Linked DNA regions of Homo sapiens: region 1 is linked to region 2. Evidence: read pairs that join two places in POLR2A ChIA-PET (ENCODE). Cell type or tissue: MCF 10A. All regions are shown on one strand. Links, peaks and the distances in the headings refer to the core of each region. The heading gives the core; the rest is flanking DNA. Region 1 overlaps EFNA5 (ephrin A5). Region 2 overlaps EFNA5 (ephrin A5).

Region 1 (10,406 bases), core at 4,214-6,713, 70 kb after region 2:
ACTACCTACAGGGGAGAAAAATAAAATCCTAGTAAATAATAGACAGTTCACTTTTGTCTAGGAAGTTTATTAATACATCAACTCCCAAGGTATTCTGGGATGATGATTTTATTTGATGCAATACATTCTATTTAAGGATTTTCTTTTTATGACCTAATGATGCATTTAATTTTTAATTAAATTTCATTTTAAAGTATAAATATGTATAAAAGCCAAAGCAAGTGTACAGCATCTGTTCATTGCATCTGCACTCACTACCACAAAAATTAGCCTTAATCTAAAGAGGCACAAATGGGTTTTTATACCAACAGGAGGCCCAAGTATTTAAAAATCAATGACTGTCCACCCAGACAAAGAACAGCTGTTTCCTATATTCCAGCTCCATATCAAGCCCATGCTCAACCCAATGGCTAGCCTAAAACTGCCCATACTCTCGTTTTCCCCAGTCAAAACTGTCAAAAAAGGGCAGTATCTAAAAGCCATGAGCTGGATTAAGTGGAGACAAGGCAGAGAAGGCCTGGCCCAAACAGATGGCATTTTAAGAGACACCCTCTATCACCATCATTCAATGACTTAGTAAAATCATAATCAATCTTATTTCCTGTGTTCCCAAATCTACTTAATGAGACATTTCACTTTTGTTTAAAAGGCCAAGGAGGGGACTGTAGGGATTGGAGAGATTTTGGTCAAAGGACACAAACTTTCCCTTAGACAGAAGGAATAAGTTCAAGAGATCTATTGTGCATTATAGTGGCTATAGTTAATAATATATTGTATACTTCAAAATTGCTGAGAGCAGATTTCAAGGGTTCTCACCACAAAAAATAAGTATGTGAAGTAATGCATGTTAAATAGCTTGATTTAGCCATTCCATGATGTATACACATATATCAAAATATCATTTTGTAGACCATAGATATATACAATTTTTGTCAACTAAAAAAAAAAAAAAAAAAGCCAAGGAATGTCAAGAGTGAATCGATCGATTCTCAACCCTCCAAAACAAGACTTCTTTCCCTGGAACGCAAGTGAGTTCTAAAATATTTCATAGACTGGAGAATATCACCACTTAATCACCACTTAATTGGGCAGTTATAGCATTCTCTAAAATATGTGTGTTTTTACTTTCCTGAAGGACATGAAACCAAGATGGTAGAAGATGGTATGAGGAGAGAAGAAAAAGTAAAATGTTCGCAAAATGGAGAGAAAGAAAGAATACGGGGAGTGGTCATGGTTTTTAAAGGAAGCTCCTTGGCACTAGGATTTTCTATTAAGTCTTTTAGGGATCACTTTAAACAGAGTTCCATGGTGGAGAGTAGGAAGAAGAAAAATCTTAGAAATTATAGATGAGAAGACAGATTTGTGTTTTGTGTGTCATCTAAAATGTCATTTTGTCCATTTCCTCACCTGAAAAAAAAAAAAAAAACTAATCTAGACGATCTTGAAGGCCCCATGTGGTACCATGTTTATATACTTTTCCTGATTGAGTCTCAGAACTAAATTTTAAAAGGCATATATTGAGACAAATCAGTAGGTAATATAAGAAAACTATTAGGAGGGCCTCAAAAAACAACAGGAGGCAACAGCACATTTCTCTTCTAACACGGATGCCCCTGCACCGGCTGACTTAGTCCTTTAAATAACTCCTAAGTAGATCTAACAAATGAAATCAGAATCTTGCCATGCTAGTGCCCCCATTGTGCAGGGGTGGGGGTCCCATCATAGGGGTTCTGATAAGCACTGGACTGTATGGACTTTAGTGGTAGCAATTCTGGCTGGTCATAGATTCAAATCCAACCATTTACAGGAGGATTTGTGGGTTGTGAGTCAAGTGGGTTGAGAAATCATAGGAAGCACCCTCTATTGACTGCACAGAAACCCATCCCTCTATTGATTGCTTCCTGATCATTCAGGCCCGTGGACACCCTGCTTCAGTGATCTGCCATCTGCAGCACATCCTGGGGTGCTCTCCAGACACAACCATCTGGGCCCCCAAAAGGGTCCCATGGTCCCAGCCTGAAAGGTGATTGTCTCCAGAAGCACCTTCACTGTGTTTCAAGCATCAGGGCTTATTAAAACCCCGAAGGGAAGTAATCCCTGAATGCCACTAAAAGATCTCCAGCTGGTACCATTTATGAAGTAAGCTTGACGAGAGGGGGAGTGAATGGGGGAGTGGGGACAGGAAGGACCAGAAGAGAGAAGAATTTAGACAAGGGCAAGTTATCCAAAGAGAGCCCCCATCAAAAAAGAGTCATGTTTTATCAGCTTAAGCTTTCCTGCCTTCTTTCCCAAAGGTATTTCCCCCCTCAACTCTCATTAATTCTTCTTTATAGCTGTCTATTTTCTTTAATAATAATAATAATAATAATAATAATAAAGGCAGCACATGGCTAGAGAAAGTCTGTGTGTGAAAATTAGAAAGACTTTTCGGATGAATTACCTGGAAACAACTGAACATGTCTTCCCTAGAAAATCAGGGAGGAAAATGTTTTTTTCATGGAAAAGAATTAGAGTAGCTCTCAGTATCTGTCTCTCCCTTCTCCATTCTTTGGGAAAAGTCTTTTCATCTCATTAAGTTAAGCTGATTAATAAAAATTCAGCAGTTTGCCCATGGATCCTTTAGAAGTGGCGATACAAGCTGAAAGATGCAGGCGGAAGGTTTTTGTGCTGGAGACAATACAGGGGATGACTTCTTAAATCCGTCGTCGTCATCCTCCATTAGTGATAAATAGTCACCTTGGCTCAGATTCGTCAGACAAATACTATATTGCTACTTGTTATCTTCTAGTAACCTTCAGAAAAACTTTAGTGTTTACTTAAAAAATGAGGAAAAAAAAGAATCATTATGTAGAAAAAAATGAGAACATTTTGCTTCGTTTCAAAAATTATTTATTCAAATTAGTGAACAAAACATGGTCTATCGGAATAGGCTCATTAAACAGAAAAAATACTTGCATCCAAAGAAATCTCATATGTAAATAGAAACTTGTATATTTTTTGCTGTAACAAGCAGACAAATCCAGTTATTTTTTCATGAATAACTGTTTATTTTGTCATCAAAAAATCTTTGTTAATTACCTAGTTGGTAACTGACACATAATAGATGCTCAATCAAGAGTTTAAGAAGTGAATTTCCTCAACAAATTTTAAGTGACTACTGTCTACTTTTTTCTGTTTTGTTTTTTGTTTGTTTTTTTGAGACAGTCTTGCCCTGCCACCCAGTTTGGAGTGCAATGGTGCAATCTCGGCTCACTGCAACCTCCGTCTCCTGGGTTCAAGCAATTCTGCTGCCTCAGCCTCCTGAGTAGCTGGGATTACAGGCATGTGCCACAATACCTGGCTAATTTTGTATTTTTAGTAGAGATGGGGTTTCTCCAGGTTGGTCAGGCCGGTCTCGAACTCCCAACCTCAAGTGATCTGCCCACCTCAGCCTCTCAAAGTGCTGGGATTACAGGCGTGAGCCACCACGCCTGGCCTGTTCTGTTTTTCAAATTTTAAGTTCTGGGATACATGTGTAGGATGTGCAGGGTTTTTAGGTAAACATGTGCCATGGTGGTTTGCTGCACCTATCAATCCATCACCTAGGTATTAAGCCCCACATGCATTAGTTATTTAGAGTCAATTATATAATGCCATGACTTACAAATGTCTTCAGCTATCCAGACATGGGTTAAATACATCCAGAAAATATATATCTATTATGTGAAAAGCTTCAAACAAGGGGACATAAAGATCAGTAAATCTGCCTTGTAGAAGTTGAAGTAATTTCCGGGCTACCTTTAAACTTGTGTAGCACTAAACTGTTCACCTGTATTTTATCCAAAGTATTTTTCCCAACTGACCGAATTAAATTTGTACTACCCTTCATAATTTGTTTAAAAGTCCTTGTAAGTGGCATTCACTATTCACATGTTAATAACTCTGCCAAATTTATATCTAGCAAATCTTGGTATGTATAAGAGTGTTTTTAGTGCCATTTAAACCAATTTATTCACACTATACTGAATCAAGTTTTATAGTCAATCTAGTCATTAAATTTACCCTAAAACACCAGAACAAATAAATATTTTTGTCTGATTCTCACTTCAGAAAGATTGGGCAGGGGTAGTTCTTTTCATTCACATCTTATGGATATTACATATACTTAAAGTCATGAATTCTTTACAGAACAGCCCCCAAATGTTTAAAAGTGTTAGGCATGTTTAAAGATGCAACTCTTGATTTGGAGATTGCTAAAACAACAATAAAAGACTTATTCTAAACCTTGATCAAATTAGCTACTTAGCTATTATTGTTTTCTCCAGATAAATATGGATTCAGTACCAGTAATAGAGCCAAACTCATTTGACCACATATTCCCTGTGGCCTGAAGCCGTCACCTGTTTTGCCATCGTCAATCTATCTTTTCAAATACCTAAGAGGCTGAGACCAATGCAGCTGAGAGAAACAATGGATAAGGATCTATTTACACTTCTGCTGTGAAGAATAATCATAGGTTAGCTCTGGCTTCCAATTAACAAATAAAAAATTGGTTAACTAAAGCACAGCTCTTTTTCTGTGAAATGATAGGTGAGCAGAATCTAACAGACACTATATGCTTAGTAATTAGTATCTAAGGTATAGGAAAAGAGTACGCAGTTGCAGTCTAGAGATGGAATGTACAGCATGATGACTATAGTTAGTAATATTGTGTTGTATACTGAAAGTATGCTAAAAGGGATAGATTGGATAAACTGACTTCCTTGACTATGGTAATTATTTCACTCTGTATATCAAAACATGATATACATATATCATGGTGTACATGTCGTACATCTTATATACAAAATATTTTTGAAAAATTTAAAGATACTATATGCTTAAAGGCATTATCATTCTCATATTTTAAAAATTCTACAACATGCCTACTGTGTGCCAAGCACTATGTTGACTACTGTAAACAAAAAGAAACCAAGTAGATTATAAGTATCTGGTATTAATGTCCAGTGAGGTGAGATAAATATTACTGAGGGATAGTAAAGGGTAATACTGATTAAACATGTTGGTACTAGTTCTTCCTTTTACAAATCTACTTGAGTTCCTGGATCTCCCTGTAAACACTGAGACAGAAAGGGTCACACATATTGACTCATTTTGTGCATATCTTATTGAAATGGGAAGCTGTTGAGAAAACATTCAACTGCTTCTGAAAAAAATATTTACATGGTGAGGGGGATACTTCTACTTACTATCAGTGGGTACTATCACTGAAAGTGGTTCTTAATATAGAATGTCCTTGACCACAAATAAATTTTTTTAAAGCTTATTTAAAAAGCTTCATTGTATGGGATTTTCCTGTATGAGAAAAGTACAGACATTTGGGTCAGTTCTCTAAGTTTCTCCAGAAATAGTATTTTATTATATATATTCCACTGAAATTGAGACTTTTGAATATGACTGTCAGTACATTGTAGGCAACTATTAAGCATATTTTAAATAACATATCAAAGACAATTATGAAATGCATAAAGCCCCTATAATGCAAAATTTTTTCAAAAATAGCATCTCTGTGATGTTATCACCCTGACAATATAAAACACAAGAAAATGAAATATAGTTGATAAGATTATGTAAAATGCAGTATATGTATGTATTTAAGTAAAATGATTTATTTTGCATCTTAACAAAATATCAACCTATTTCTATCATATTCAATTCTGGAAATTTAAGAGCCAGACAAGCAAACTTCTTGGTGTAAATATGTAGCTACTATATACACTTTCTTCAGCATCTCACAATGCATCGTGGGTATAACTGTCTACAATAAATTAACAGTAACTCAATATTTATAAAAGAGAAACATAGTTCAAAATCATAGCCCCATAACTGGCATTGCAATTATAATGAGCTCTTATTTTATGAATATCTTTCAATGAAAATAGCTATATTGGTAACTGGAAATAATTATTAGTAAAACAGACCTACTTTAATGCTCATTCTGATAATCAAAAAATTTAAGATTACAGAATTATAAAATAATGGAGAGGAATAAAATAGATTCCACAAAAGTTCAACTTGGATTAAGTTAAGTTGAACAGCTTTTATTAGATAACAAGGAAATGAAAAACATTCAGTTCATGTCCAACAAATTACTAAATGCAGAAACACCAGCAAACACACATTTTACTGTCGGTAATGGCTGCTGCTCACAAATCAATCTACTTGGATGAGAACAAGCCTAACCTCTAAGAGGACACATCACTGTGCTCTGTGACTGTGATTAGTCCACCGAAAACTCACACTGTCACAGGAAATGGGGTGAATCCAGTCCAATTTACCCATGAAACTGATTAGGAATAATTTGACTAGAAACTGCAGAGAAAACAGACCCTGAGTGGGCCAGGCAACTCCAATAAATGAGGTCTATAAGCAAAGCTGTCCAAAGCAAGAAGGGCATTAAACAGGTGGATTAGATAATATTTAGGCATTTCTGTTTATATATCTATTTCTATACTTACCATCATCTTGATGCAAACGCATTTAGTAACTTACTTAAAGTTTCACTGAAAAAAAGTTTAACTGATTTTTTGCCTAAATCATTCTTGCAAAGAGAACTGGCATCTTGGAACTTACTTTAAAGAACCAACATGTCTTATTCACTTAGGTTCTCACTGATTATTAAAGCAAGTTTTGAAAAGTTCATTTCATATTATAAAGTTTACTATGACATTATTTATATATTTTTAATAATCACATGAAAGATATGTATAAAATTAGTTGAGCTTTGTCAAAACATGCAATAAAAGGGTGTGACAATGGAGTCATATTTATGTAACTAAAATACTTATATTGCATAATTGTTTGCTGAATTAAAATACTATATACAAGTACCCAATGTTTAAAAATTCTTATTCTACTTCTTACTTCCTTCCAAATGCAAAGGGAAAACAAATGAAAACCAAATAGTTTCAACTTGTGGTACATTTTATAGCTGTGAATTGAAAACATTTTATTCTAGGCTCTTCTTTTTCTTCTTTTGAAGCACTTAGATTTTTTAAAACCATTTTTAATTCTTAGAATTAGTCTAAATTAAGAGTTTACTCAGATACAGCACAGTTGCGATCTCCCTGCGTCAAACTTCAGGATTCAACTCATCAACTCTGATAAGGGATGTTGGATGGTTTGGGTAGTTGAATATATGTCACACATTATTTTTATTACTGACTAATTGTAACTTCAGTGTGGTTTTCCAGATATAAATATTTAAAGCCATGTCTGAAAACAAAACAGAAAAAAAAATCCTTTTAATAAAATCTTTAGAGTCATGTTTGAAAGTAAAAAAGAAAACTTCTGTGTCCTCTTCAAAAGTTTACACAATGTAAATATGTATGTATTAGTTCCTCTTAACTGAAAAAACAAAGTTGGAGGGTTGGGGAGAAGTAAATCATAAGTTTTTAAAAAAGAAGTTTTAAAGGCTGATAGATTAATGAAGTTGAAAATGACCTCCCAGAAGACAACAATCCCCTCATTTCACAGATGAGGAAACACGACTTGACCAAGGTTAAGTGACTTGCCCAAGGTCAAACAGTTAAATAGTGTCAAGGCCTTACCACATCTCGGATCTTCTAAGTGAGATGCTCTCGCCTAAGAGATCGACTAATTCAATCACCTTGTAAAGATGAAAAACAGAGTCCCAGAGCAATCGATGACTTGATTAAGGTAAACATCTAGTTGGTAGAAAATAAAAAACCTGACTCCAGGCCTTGGTATTTTTTTAAAAGATATTTTTTCATCTTCCAAACTGATAAAATCAAAAAGAATAATTTTCTCACAAATCAATACATGAATTTAGTTAGGCTGGCAAAACATCTGGCAACAGGTAGCCAATAAATTGAAATGAAGAGAGGCACACTATGGGCAGACAACTCATAGGCTAATCGTCAAATGACTAATTCTCCATGTTAATGAATCAGAATAATAAAAATGAATAATATGTAGATTTCATGGATCCAAAATTATGCACCATGCATTTTACATGCGTTTACTTTCTCACTGAATCAACACAATTTTGCAAATTATACATCCTATTTTACATAAGTGAAAATTGAGGGTTGGAGAAAAGAGGCAGCATTTGATCCCAGGTCACCTCAACTCTAAAGTTAGACTATGCTCTCTCTTTGACATATCTCTGTATAATTATATGGTATTTTTATATAATAATACAGAAATACATTTGAAAGTATTAATAGCTAAAATTTATTGACCACATACTATGCGCCAGGCATTTTTCTATGCTTTATGTTTAATAATACATCATTTAATCATCACAGTAACTCTATCAGACAAATAGATTAGTATTTCCATATATAAATGAGAAAGATGAAACAGGGAATGATTAAGTAACTTGTCTAGGACCACAGCAAGTAGTCAGTGGAGGAGCAGAGAAGTGTACCCAGAACCAACCCACCTCAAGTTCTTAAGCATCATGGGCCAGCCCTTGAGTATGGTGTTTTTGCCATGACTCAATCTCTGACCTCAAGAATCTTAGAATCTAGTAATGGGAACACATGCAAAAATGCAGATAACATATATAAACTATAGTATAACTCATATACTAATATTACCCATATAAACAACTAAATTAGAAGATGGGGTAACAACTTCCACTGCAGAGGTACAAACAGCTATGCTAAGGAATGAATTGCCTAATGTTTGCAGACACGCAATTCAACGAAAAGACTTGGGTTAGTCTGGCAAAGCAGAGAGGTACATAATGGATAAAGTGTCAAACCCTTTCTTCCCCTTACTTGTTGTCTCTCTGGAGATTAGGTGAGAACCTGATCCACTCACTGCCTATCAGGAGACTTCTGTCTTTGAAACTAATCAGGAAGAATTTACTGGCTGTTAAACTCTATGGCAAGAACTCTTGTGAAGGAATGAAACAAAAGGAAGGGAAACTAAGATGAAAGTGAGGGATTTGGGACACAAAATAACGCAGAGTCACTTCAAGCATCTATGTATTGTTCCCTATAGCTTAAAAATGATTATTTCTTGCTCAAAATGTGCTTATAATACAGAAAGCAAAATCTGCATTTAAAATTCTTAAGTAAAGGTATATTGTTATTATGTAAACCAAAACTGACTTTAAGTGAAATAATTTAGGTTGACTATAGAGGAAAATTTCCTGACTGTATGATTGCTAAATTCTAAAACTTTTATTCAGGGAATATCCAGAATTTCTTCTGAACGTCTTCAAAAATAGCTCTATACCTTTGCCAGCCTTCAGGAACCAAGCTTACCTGCATGCAGGCAAGAAGGGCCAGTGGTATGTGAATCCCTAGCAATTTGGTTGTATATACAGATTGTACATACACATGGCCTCACAATTAGCTCCAAAGAACCAGTCCACGAAACATTTAACCTCCGGTTATACTAGTTATTTGTAGTGGATGCCAAATTATGGCTTGCTACCTCAGTCCATTAAATGCTCAACAAAGAGGAATAAAAATGTGCATTTTTAATGCTCTTTTCATATTAGCATATAGTCCCTACCATTCTCCTCCACTACACCTCCTCGGAAATTCTGCCCCAAGGTCACCCTTCAACATTTCATCAAGTTCTGTTAGACAAACTGTATCACTCCACATAGCCCAGCTGAGTGGTAAGGGCCATTTACTGGCCAAGGGACCTTTGGCTAGTATAAAGTATGTAAAAATCAGTTTTCTCAGCAGCAAAACAAGAATTATAATACTTCCCTCACAAGAGCTTTTGTCAGGATTTTTAAAAATGATGATTTAGTCTATAAAGGACTGTGCTCAGACACAGTAAGTGCTCAATAAATGGGAGCTATTCAAGTCAATTCCTAGAGGGGCACATAAGTACTTCTGTGGCCTATAAAGCAAAAATGAATCTCTTCCACAGCATTGTTTCTATTCGCCCCTAAGTAAATGCCAAAGCCTGTACTCTAACTAGGAAGGTTTTGAAAACATGATTCAAAGAGCCATAGGGGGTCCTCGCAGGCCTCTCAAGAAGCCTGGGAACAGAGCACAGCCGACCGCCCAATCTCTCCAACTACAACTTGATGTTTGCTTGGTGGTTTGGCATTTGTTTTTCCGTTTTACACATTAGACTTTCGCTAATGATTTTTGTGAACAATGGTTTTTTGGCAAAAAAAAAAAAAAGCTTTGAAAACAATTGCTTAATCCACATGTCAGGGAAACAATTCAGATATAATAGAGCACCCTAAGTTTCATCTGGAAATATTAAAATTACTCTGATTTTTATCATCTCACCACTTAACCACTTACAAATGAAGCCTAATTTGAAGATCTTCAACATTTACCAGTATTCTGTTATATTTACAAAGCAATTAAACAGTGGCTAAGATATACAACAGTGCAGAACAATTCTAATACATATTAAGACCC
Region 2 (10,406 bases), core at 4,418-6,917:
CTGTGAACTTTTCCTGTGCAGATGGCTCGCTGTCGGGGAAAAACATTACCCAGCAAAGTCCAGTCAACAAGTTCACTGAATCCAAGTTTCAAAAAACAAAACGCTTCCTCAATCACCCCCTCGTGCCAGACTATGCTGAAGCTGCTTATAAATTACCAAGGGTCATCCTCTTTTTTTTTTTTTAAAGAATAAAATGCTAATGGCATAGGTTTGGGCTCTCTGAATTAAATACTGTACTGAGCCACCCTGGGAACCAGACACTATCCTCTGGCTAGAAGGCTAAAGAATGAGCAATTGCCAGCCGTGGAATTTTCATGATCCAGTTTCCCCACCTTCCTGTCGCATACCCACTGGCAGGAACCAAAGGGCTGTCACCCTGACGAGAGAAAACAAAGCTCTGCACTGCGTTATGAAACAGGTTTTTCCTTTCTCGTAGAGACACTCCTTTATGGCGAGGTCATGTAAAACAGCAAAATGCTCAATGAACACACTTGGTCCTGTTCCCTGCAGGTGACCGTACCCTTCAACTTGACCTGTGATACAGGGAGAGGGAAAGAAAACCACTCTCCAATTTCTAAGTAAAAGGTGACCAGACGGCAGGGATGGCAAAGCAGAGCCTACTGTTAACAACAAAAAGAAACTGCAAACAGCAGCGTGGACAGACAGTCATACAGGTGTGGGCCGGGACCTTAGAGGGCAAAATAAAATGCTTCTGGAGTCTAATCTTGAGCCAAATTGACTAAAAAGGACAGCCCGGCAGAGAACGTGCGTGATGTGAGTTACTCTGGCACCGAGAAACCTGTTCTTATCTGGCAAGTACGCCCCCTGCTGGCCGCGGTGCTGAACTCCGCCTCTTGGTCCTGCGCCAGACAGCCCTCGGAGCTCTCTGGTTTAGACCGGGGGAAGGAGAAAGGAGCTCTGGCAGAGCGAGTCCCTTGTAAAGCACACAATGGGAGCAAAGGGTGCCGTCACAGCAGTCACCGCCCCAAACCACAATCTTTGTCCAGTCACGGTTCTCTGCAGTCAGATAAAATCCAAGCAAGCTGAAAAGAATGAATACAAACCTGCTTGCTGCTTTGCAAGTGAGAAGTTTAGAAAGCTAGGGAGGAGGGGGCCGCCAAAGGGAACCTGCCATGAAAAGATTCTTAAGTCATTCACAGATACAGTGCTTGACTACTGGAGAAAATCTGGACTAACTGCCCTTTTAGAAGTTAGAGTTTACTATAACGTTAACAGTAATTATTTAAATTATTAGCACATGGACACTGCAGCGTAGGATCAAAATGCATTCAAACAACGGGATGGAATTTATTGCCAACAAAATATAATACTAAAATCAGTTTTGCACTTCCATTGTTTTTTTACACATGTCTTCACACGGACATTTTCATGTTTCTTCCCAAGCTTTTGCCTTCCTTTTCACCTAATTCTTTGTCATTTTTGTTGCTGTTGGGGTCTTGCATAAGCATGCTGATGTTTTGTAAGATCAGCCCGCTGTCCCTTATGATGATTCCCTTCAGAATTGGTGCATTCAATGTCTTTGGCAGAAAATCCTATGTAATACTGGCTTGTGTGTTAAGCTCATTCCCATCATCATCAATTGGAGACGCTTACTTAAGGAAAACTGCCAAGACGTTCAGCTAGGCGCCATCCGTTAAGACAACCAAAAAGAAACCTGTTTGTAAAGGCGCAGTGGGTCTTTCCCTTACTGGCACAAATGTCATAAGTGAGTATCTTTAGTTCACATTATCTGCCCTTAGTCTCAGTGAGTTCACCAGCTCAGGCTGAACTTGGCTTCTCCCTGGGACCTCAATCTCATGTCTGTTCCCAGCTCTCAACTTCAAACACAGAGGACAGAGAAGGCAAGGCATCTAGGCGTGAGCAGAGAAATATAATGGGCAAAAGAAACATGCTTCATCTCCTTTGGGTCAGTGGGTCTGGTTTTCATTTTCTGGTTTACATATGAAACCAGGGGGTAAGAAGTGCCAGTGGAATATAGGCCCCAAGGACAAATGCTCTCATTTCAGAATTTAAAAGAATTTTCCAAAGCTAGATATCTCAGTGCTTCTTTACTTAATCCTGTTGGCCGTAATTTTTAGGTTTTGTTTCTTCATGCTCCTTATGCAAGCAGAAGACTGTCCAGGTAAAATGAGAGTTTGTAGTCATTCTTTTATTTATTTGTTCAAGAAATATTTATTCAGTGTTAGACCTGTTTTGCCAAAATATCCTATGTGGATAGTACAGAATACAACAGCGGCTTTTATTCACCACTTCTTTTAGCTTGCACTATGGATGTCTATCCCAGGGAATAACATGATTACGTGGGTTTCCATGCTATGGTTTAGAGAGTTCAACCCTTACCTATCAAAAGGTCTGGGAATGAGTGTGTGGGTCTATTTTTATTTATAAGAGGGGGAGAACGGAACAGTTTTAGAACGAACAAAATCAATCTGCACCAGTTTTGGGAATAAGCTTCTGCTGTGAATAGAGCTGTCAAGACATTTGCAATCTGTTTGGCCCTGTGTCCACAAGAGGCTAAAGGTTTCATAACCAAAAAGTAAGGATTTTTATTCTTTACCACTTGGCTAGCAGGAGCCTCATAAGACTTGGGGTGATTTTAGCTGTTCTATTACACCCTAAAGCACCAAAATGCACATCTATATTTATACTCACATGCACATATGTGCAAAATAATCTGTAAGAAAAACAGAATCTTAGGCTCACTACTATTTTATTTCAAGTATGGGGATAAGTATGATAACTATCAATTGGTTTTCTTATTGAATTTAAGACGTATTCATACTTTCTTCAATAAAGTCAGATGGAAAAGAGTTATTTGGAAGAACTCAGAGGATTTTTACTCATGGCTTCAAACATCACTAAATGGTGGAAAGTGGGAGTACAAGGAAGACTTTTATGAATCAAATGGTTGATTTTCGGGAGTACTCAGTGTCTTTCTCTCATATTGTAACAATACTAGGAGCCCTCCCTTGCAAAAAAAAAATCATTCAATAAGCTCTGACTGATACCAAACCCCCTCAGATTAAACTCAATATGCCATTAATATGAAAAGAATTTGACAGTTTACATAAGGGATGTGACCTGGTGCCAACAACCTCTGGCTTCTCCATTCTCCAGATGGTAGCAGATTAGTAGGCAGCCTTTATTCTCATAAGAAGATTTTTTTCCCCCCATGGAAAAACTATAAAGGCCAATTCTGTTCCAAACTTCAAGTTTCCTTCACAAATGTCTACACAATTCTGGGCCTTAACTAATGCTATTAAAAGAAGCCCCTGGGCTTGAAGCTATATGGAAGGGGGGAAAAAGACTAAGGCAAACTTAACTCTAATGCCTGTCTTTAAAAGATCTATTGACAGAAGCAGTGGGGAGAGTTTGAACTAATGTTAACTTAAAGAAAAAGGCTGGTGAGATTCAATTGTGGATGTGAATGCTTGCTTGAGTTTGATCTTGACGGGGCTTAAGATAAGGGAGATAAAAACCTAAGCCTACTTACATATTAAAAAATGCAGTTGCACTAAATTCACTACATACCACTGTTCTCAATTTGATTTATGCCCATCATCAGTGAAGATGCTGAAGGACACCCCTGTCTAATATGGGAAGAAGCCACAGCAGAGGGCACTTGCTCTGCTTTGCTGATGCTAACGTGAAAAACCATTTCCTGACAATGCACGATACTCGTTCTTTCACATTAACTCTTCAAACGTAACAAAGAATAAAAACGGAATTTTTCTTTGGTCCTGTTCTGAGGTATAAATATAACAAGCAGTTAATCAAAGAGATCCAAGAGGTGAAAAGCAGCCTTTAGTCTGTAAGAAATTATTCCACCAACAGATAAGAAGTGATCTTTAAGTAATCAGGAAAAATATCATATTTTGTAAACAGACTGACCTTAGTAACACTTTTAAGGATCTTCAGGTGCACTTTAAATCCAGAAAGCTAAGCAGACACTTTCCCAAAATGTTTGGGTTGTTTTGTGGTCATCAGGACACATACCATGTATCCCAAAGGAGAAAATTATGTCCTCTGAGGGGAAAAACCTTTTCTAGTAATCCTTTGAACCCACCAAGACTGCTTTTCATACCAATTAGTTCATAAAATGTGTTAGAGATACTTTTCATGCAGTTTTAAATGTTTTTATTAACATTTTCTCAAGTTGGTGAAAATGTGGTAGATGTAGCTTGGATTTTTTTTTCCAGGCAAGTTAGTCATGATGACTGAGATCCTGAAAACTATAAAATAATCTATTGTAGACCTACTGAGCTCAATGAAAACAAGTAGCACAGCACATAGTCCTTACCCTTGAGGAGTTTACATTCCACTATGAGAATTGGGCCACAGAATGAAAAGATTTGGTAAAAATTCAAGGTATCAGGGAGAAAGAGATTATAAAGAAAAAAGACAGCATCTAGGATTCCACCTATTTAACATGACCTATTTCTAGCAGTTTCCAAAATCATTTAGTTAAGAGAACATCAGCATTTGCCAATAGCAAATATACTTAGAGGTCCCAAGAAATAAAAGTTTTCATGGAAATCTCAAAGGCAATAAAAAGGAAAGGCAGGATTTATTTAATTTCTTTTCTGCAAACTGCCTCATTTCCTAAAGGAGGAAATGCCAGGCAAACAGTAACTTAAATGGTTGTATTAAACACTCACCCAAGGATGCCATTAATGATAACTGTCCAGAACTTGTTTAAGCTAAATGTCTAGTTCTCCAAATGCATCGGCAGGGTACAAAATGGGTTGTTGTAAATGGATGTTTTCTAGTTTTCTGCTTTTCCTACAGTGTTCTCACAGAAACAACCATTTCCATCATCATTATCATACTCTTTTTAAGTGAGAAAAGTTACATCCAGTAGAGGAACTATCCCCAATCCAGTAACTGGGACCATCACGGCAATCACATAACAAGTTTAGGAAACGGCTTAAGGAAATGAGCTAATAACATGACTGCACACAAGCAGATTATCTCTGATTGCTACAAAGAATGCTATTAGGGGGCACCATGTTTCCAAGTGATCATTTTTCCAGCCTGTTACAGAAAGGTTAATCTGCCGTCCTATTCATAAAATCAATTTAGAATCTTGCCAAATGCAAAAGAATTACATGAAAAAAATCCATCATCAGGAACTATGCCGACATTTCTTTCAATTGTCTTAGACAAGACTAATTCAGATATTTTCCTGACCATAAATTTACCCATGGAAATAAAGGCTGTATACATGACTTTATCAATTACCACTGCTTATCCAGCATGTTGGAGCAGACTCATGTGAGAGGAAAACACAATGGCTGTTTATAAAGGTTCTTATAAAGCTGCTAACACCCAAATTATTTACTACATGAGAATGAGGGAACACATCAGAGAAGCTTGCCATACTGTTATTTAACTGCAAAAATACTAAGCCTCCTCCCTTTAGAATCTCAGAACAACTGCTGAAGTTGTACAATACTAAGGTGTGATGAAATCCCTTCTCTAATCCACATTCTGACAGTCAAATTGTTGCACATATAAACCCCTCCACCCCATGAAGGTTAGCATTCCAGGGTTATTTCCAGTCCCAAAACATGGAAATCTGTTTCAACTTGCCCACCTATCTCAGCTTTAGTCAGAGAATTTTGCCTAAATCTTAAGTATCTATATTTCACTCTTAGTTTAGAAAGATCTAGTGGCCAACTACACCAGTTTTTCGCCCTTGCCTTGCAGCAGATCAGATTGTGAAATGTAAATCAGAATACCTTTCACCTGCAAAATGACTAACATAATTGCCAACACAAATTTCCTCAGGCCCTGAGGGGGTTTTCAGAGGCACTTTGGCCACCTGGTCACTCTGAAACAAGTCAATTGTGAACATAAAACTCAAATCTTGCTTGGGAACGTAGCCTGGGAAAAGGGGAAATTTGCCATTCCCAGATGAAGTCAGTTTCTCGGTTGGGCTGTTTTGTCTGTGAATAGCATTTCATAGTTTCTGTGAAATCTAAATTTCAGATATTACTGTAGGCTAAAACAAAAAGGAAGAGCTGTGTGCCCTTTCAGACACAGAAAACCCAGTGAAGGTTCAGCAATAAGGGTTAAGATGCAAAAGGCAGGCCGAAACGGGAAATTTAAGGATACCCCACTCCAGATGGATTACATCCAAGGCCCACTTATCTGAAATGGAATTAGACCAAATGTCAAGAGGAAAGAATGGCCAGGCTTACCCCTTCGTGTTTTGGGAAGAGCTAGTCTGAATGTTTTGCTGACATTTGAAGTATAAAAGGGTCTTATTGTAAACTCTGGACCCCCAGAAGGCCTGCTTCTAGAGAACTGTGAAAGGAGAGATTAGTTGGGGGAGCCTCACCATCGGATTCCACCCTTCAATCACGTTAGACACAGAGCTTTAGCCACTTCTTTGCTTAAAGTCATGCATGTGGTCAAAAGTTTAATTATATCACCGGCTGCATCAGCAAGCATATTGTCTGCCATCCACAGGAGGGATAAACCTTTTTTGGAGCGCGGGGGTTCAGACATTGCTGTGGAAGACTTCCTGAAATCTTAGGTTATGCCTGACAGTTGGCATTTTTTTCCTTAACTGATCAAAGAACATAGCCTGGGTCCTGATAAGATTATAAAAGATTTCTCTCGAATTCTCAACTTTTGGTGAGGCCTCTACTCTCTCGCCAAACAGCTGAGTTTTTAATGGATTGTGTCTCAAGACAATCAAATTGGCACCTTTGACATAACTGACTGGTTCTTTGCCAGCCAGTCATTCCTCCATTCAATCAACAAGAATTTATTAAATGCTTAGGTGCTGAGAAGATGCAAAAGTGTGCCTCTCCTAGAGAAGTCTGCAATCTAAGCAAAGCACCACGTAATTAAACTAGCTATGAGTCAATCCAACTGGTTATGCATGTATACCAGGCCAAAATCCATGAAGTCTGAGGTAACTACAAATTTCATTTTGGAAATTGAGAAATGTTGATGATAATCAGTTTTGGGTTGTGGATTTCAGGGGTGGTTTCGGGCAAGGAGTAACTGCCCTGGACACCAACCCAGAGAGTCCCAAGAGGGGGCCACACGAGGCCAAAACCAGTTCCCAGTTCTAATCAGTAGAGGAAAAAAAGTGAGAAATTTCTAGACCTTTTAAATACATAACTTTCAGTTTGAATCTGAGTGTTCTAAAAATTGTAATATATGTAAAAGAATACCAGAAAAAATAAATGATAAATGGCCTACCTCAGACTTATCAGGCAAGAGGCACCCTTATAAGCATCCACTGTTCAGAGCATCTGTCCAATTAATACTGATGGTGACAGACTTTTGTTCTCCCCAAACACACACACTCATACCCATGTACATTTGCCAAGCAGAATTCTTTTTGCAGTAAAAAGGACATGATGGCAACATGATTCGCAAAAGGAAATGACACTGCTGTCTGAAATTAAAAGGGAGCCTGCGATGATATGGGGCTGGCTTCTACGCTGGACATGGTAGGCCCAGTGCCTAAGACCCCAGCAGTGTTTTAATTTCTTTTAAAATAAATAAAATCCAGCCTTGATCACATTTGTATTTACACCAACACAGTCATAAGACAAAATTTTAATTTTTTTAATGGAGGAAAGGACCCATAAAGACAAAAGTGCATAAATGGTGTCCACATGAAGCACACTGTGGCCCTGATCAACTCTGCCACTTCCTGCTTGCCCACTGCATGCCTTGAACTCTACATACCCTCTCTACTCTTCCCAACAACCCTGGAAGTTAAGCATTAACACTGTCCTTATTTTATACAGAAGGACATTATAGTGCAAAAAGCTTTGGTAATCATGATGCAGAAGAAAGACCATAGATTTTGGACACAAACACAGCTGGATTAGAATTCCGGCTCATCCATTAACCAACTGTGTGACATGGAGCCAGGTTCAACTTTCCAGAGCTAAGAGAATGAAGTAAAATATATACAAAGAGCTAGTACAGAATAAGCAAAAAATAGTGGCCATTACTGTAATCATTACTACTGTTTGAACGGCTAGTGGCTGAACCAGCATTCTAACTCAGGTCTGCTGCTGAAGTCTTTTCTTTATCCACAGTGTTTCTCTTTAGAACTGCATGACAGACAAGAGGCTCCAAGAAACATATAGTTGTGTGACCCAGTCTTAAAAAGAAAAAAGAAAAAAAAAAGACCACCCTTGAATAAAATCATTCCATACCAGAATAATAATAATAATAAAAGCCACAGTTAATAGTATTATAGTCCTTTTCTCTCTCTCTGTCTGAATAATAGAAATGAGCAACATGACTTGATAATTTCAGTTCAAAAAAAGCACAGGGTGAATTCATCATTTAGTTGAAATGTTTTCATCCACCAAAGAGGCTGCACCCCAAATTCACTTCCAGCAGAACTTCAATATGCCCCACCTTGCTGCACGAGTGGCACTTCTGACCTTTGCATCCTTCAGAGATTTCACTTTTTAGCCAAAAGATCTCTTTCTAGTTCTTTGCAATATTTTAACTATATAACAAAGAGACAGATGTTTAATCAACTACAACTCAGAATATTTATAATAAAACTCTTTATCCATAAATCTCTTAACAGTTTACAGTCATCCATAGCATTTCCTGGACTTTCAAGGCTGATTTTATATGCTTTGGGTGAGAATTTCAACCATAATTCAGCCCCTCAGAAAGGTCTATTAGTGGACTATATAATCACACTTTTAAGGGTGCTTGACAAGTCTATATAGCTGCACACAAATTACATTTTAAAGAGTTCTTTTCAGTGACCAACTGCCAGTGCAATTGAAGATACTTAATATTAAAAGTTAAATATCTGACAAGACCTTATGAACACTGAAGAATGTTCCATTTAGAGAACATTTTTATAATATACAGAATTCTACACCTACATTTAAAAATTAGGAACATTTGCATGAGAACAGGGTCTATATTTTAATCAACTCATTTTCTCCAGCTATTTATTTCCTCTCACAAGGATCTTCTTCTCTTCATGATCATCTGAAATTATGATAAATTAGGGTGAGCAACTGCACAGCACAATACTTACACCCTTTCACAGGAAAAAAAAGAAAAACCTGTAATCCCAGCACTTTGGGAGGCCCAGGCAGGCAGATCATGAGGTCAGGAGATCGAGACCATCCTGGCTAACACGGTGAAACCCTGTCTCTACTAAAAATACAAAAATTAGCCGGGCATGGTGGCGGGAGCCTGTAGTCCCAGCTACTCAGGAGGCTAAGGCAGGAGAATGGCGTGAACTCGGGAGGCGGAGCTTGCAGTGAGCCGAGATGCGCCACTACACTCCAGCCTGGGCAAAAGAGCAAGACTCCATCTCAAAAAAAAAAAAAAAAAAAGAAAAGAAAAGAAAAGAAAAAAGAAAAACAACCACAAACACCACAGAAAAATAAGCATGCGCCCACATTGTGTTGTACCACTCCATTAGCTGTGTCCACACAAAAGTGTGGCTGTTTTGGTCAATTTGTTGTTCTCCAAATTGTAGAAATCATGGATTTTAAAATCAGCATGTTCCAAAAAAACGAGCTTAGAGAATTTCCTGATCTCAGCATTGAGCCAGTACGTTGAGAATATGTTTTTTTACCGTAAATTTGTGCTTTGGATGAAACTGGAAGAAGACTTTGAACAAGAAATTTTTAAGATGTGTGTGTACAAAATATATGGTTGTAGCAAGACCTCATTAAAGTTGAGCAATTCAGGCTGTGAACAACATTGCCAGCCAGGCTGTTTAATTCAGATCTAGTTCCCTCCTCCCCAGCATGCTCATCTGCCAAAACTGCATTAATAACTTCCAGAAACATCGCATTTTTCACCTTGGAACAAACTAATACAGGTTAAACTGTTTCATAAACACAGTACTGAAAGAGACCTCAGAAATAATTTAGTCTACCTCTTTCCCCACTTGCTAAACTTTCATTCCCTTTGTGATATGATCCTGAGAGATTATTCATTATCATGGTCCTTTACCCCGGAGACATGAAGGAATAACAAAGAGCAACAGAGACACGCTGTGCCTTTAGGGATGTTAACAGCCAAAAATAGTGAAAAATTCCACTAGTCTACAGCACATCGAATATCTGATTAAGCTGCAGGCCAGAATTATACTTCAGTTTCAATGAAAAGTGTTTAAAATCAGTTCCAAAGCCATCTACACTAGTGACCAAGTGCTGCTAGAGCCTTCACCGCCAGGCCCAAGGCTGGGATTGAATTTCCCCAGACAGTTCACTACTGCAGACAATAACAGTTGCCACATTCAAGTTTCATATGTTATAACACCCTGTGATTTAGACTCAAGTTCCACTTGTACAGCTGCCTGCTTAGTGTGTAAATGGGAACAGGGAGTAGAATCTAGGTCCCCAGCCCAAGGAAAACAG

The links. Peaks named below come from ENCODE experiments on the same cell type or tissue, not always from the same donor. Only the 100,000 strongest peaks of a DNase experiment are listed, where the experiment ranks them.
Region 1: POLR2A ChIA-PET joins it to region 2 with 16 read pairs; 2 of 35 experiments call an interaction of 5 or more read pairs at or near these places.

The regions. Positions count from the first base shown.
Region 1 is chr5:107,641,525-107,651,930 of GRCh38, forward strand. All of the region lies in intron 1 of EFNA5 (ephrin A5), which reads right to left. Among named protein-coding and RNA genes, the nearest start is that of EFNA5, 24 kb to the right of the region's middle. In MCF 10A, for the core only: no CTCF peak of the experiment used is centred there; no DNase peak of the experiment used is centred there.
Region 2 is chr5:107,571,370-107,581,775 of GRCh38, forward strand. The region is part of intron 1 of EFNA5 (ephrin A5); the gene reads right to left. Among named protein-coding and RNA genes, the nearest start is that of EFNA5, 94 kb to the right of the region's middle. RefSeq lists enhancers at 1-58, 519-668, 679-973, 2,446-3,942. In MCF 10A, for the core only: no CTCF peak of the experiment used is centred there; a DNase peak (open chromatin) is centred at 5,822.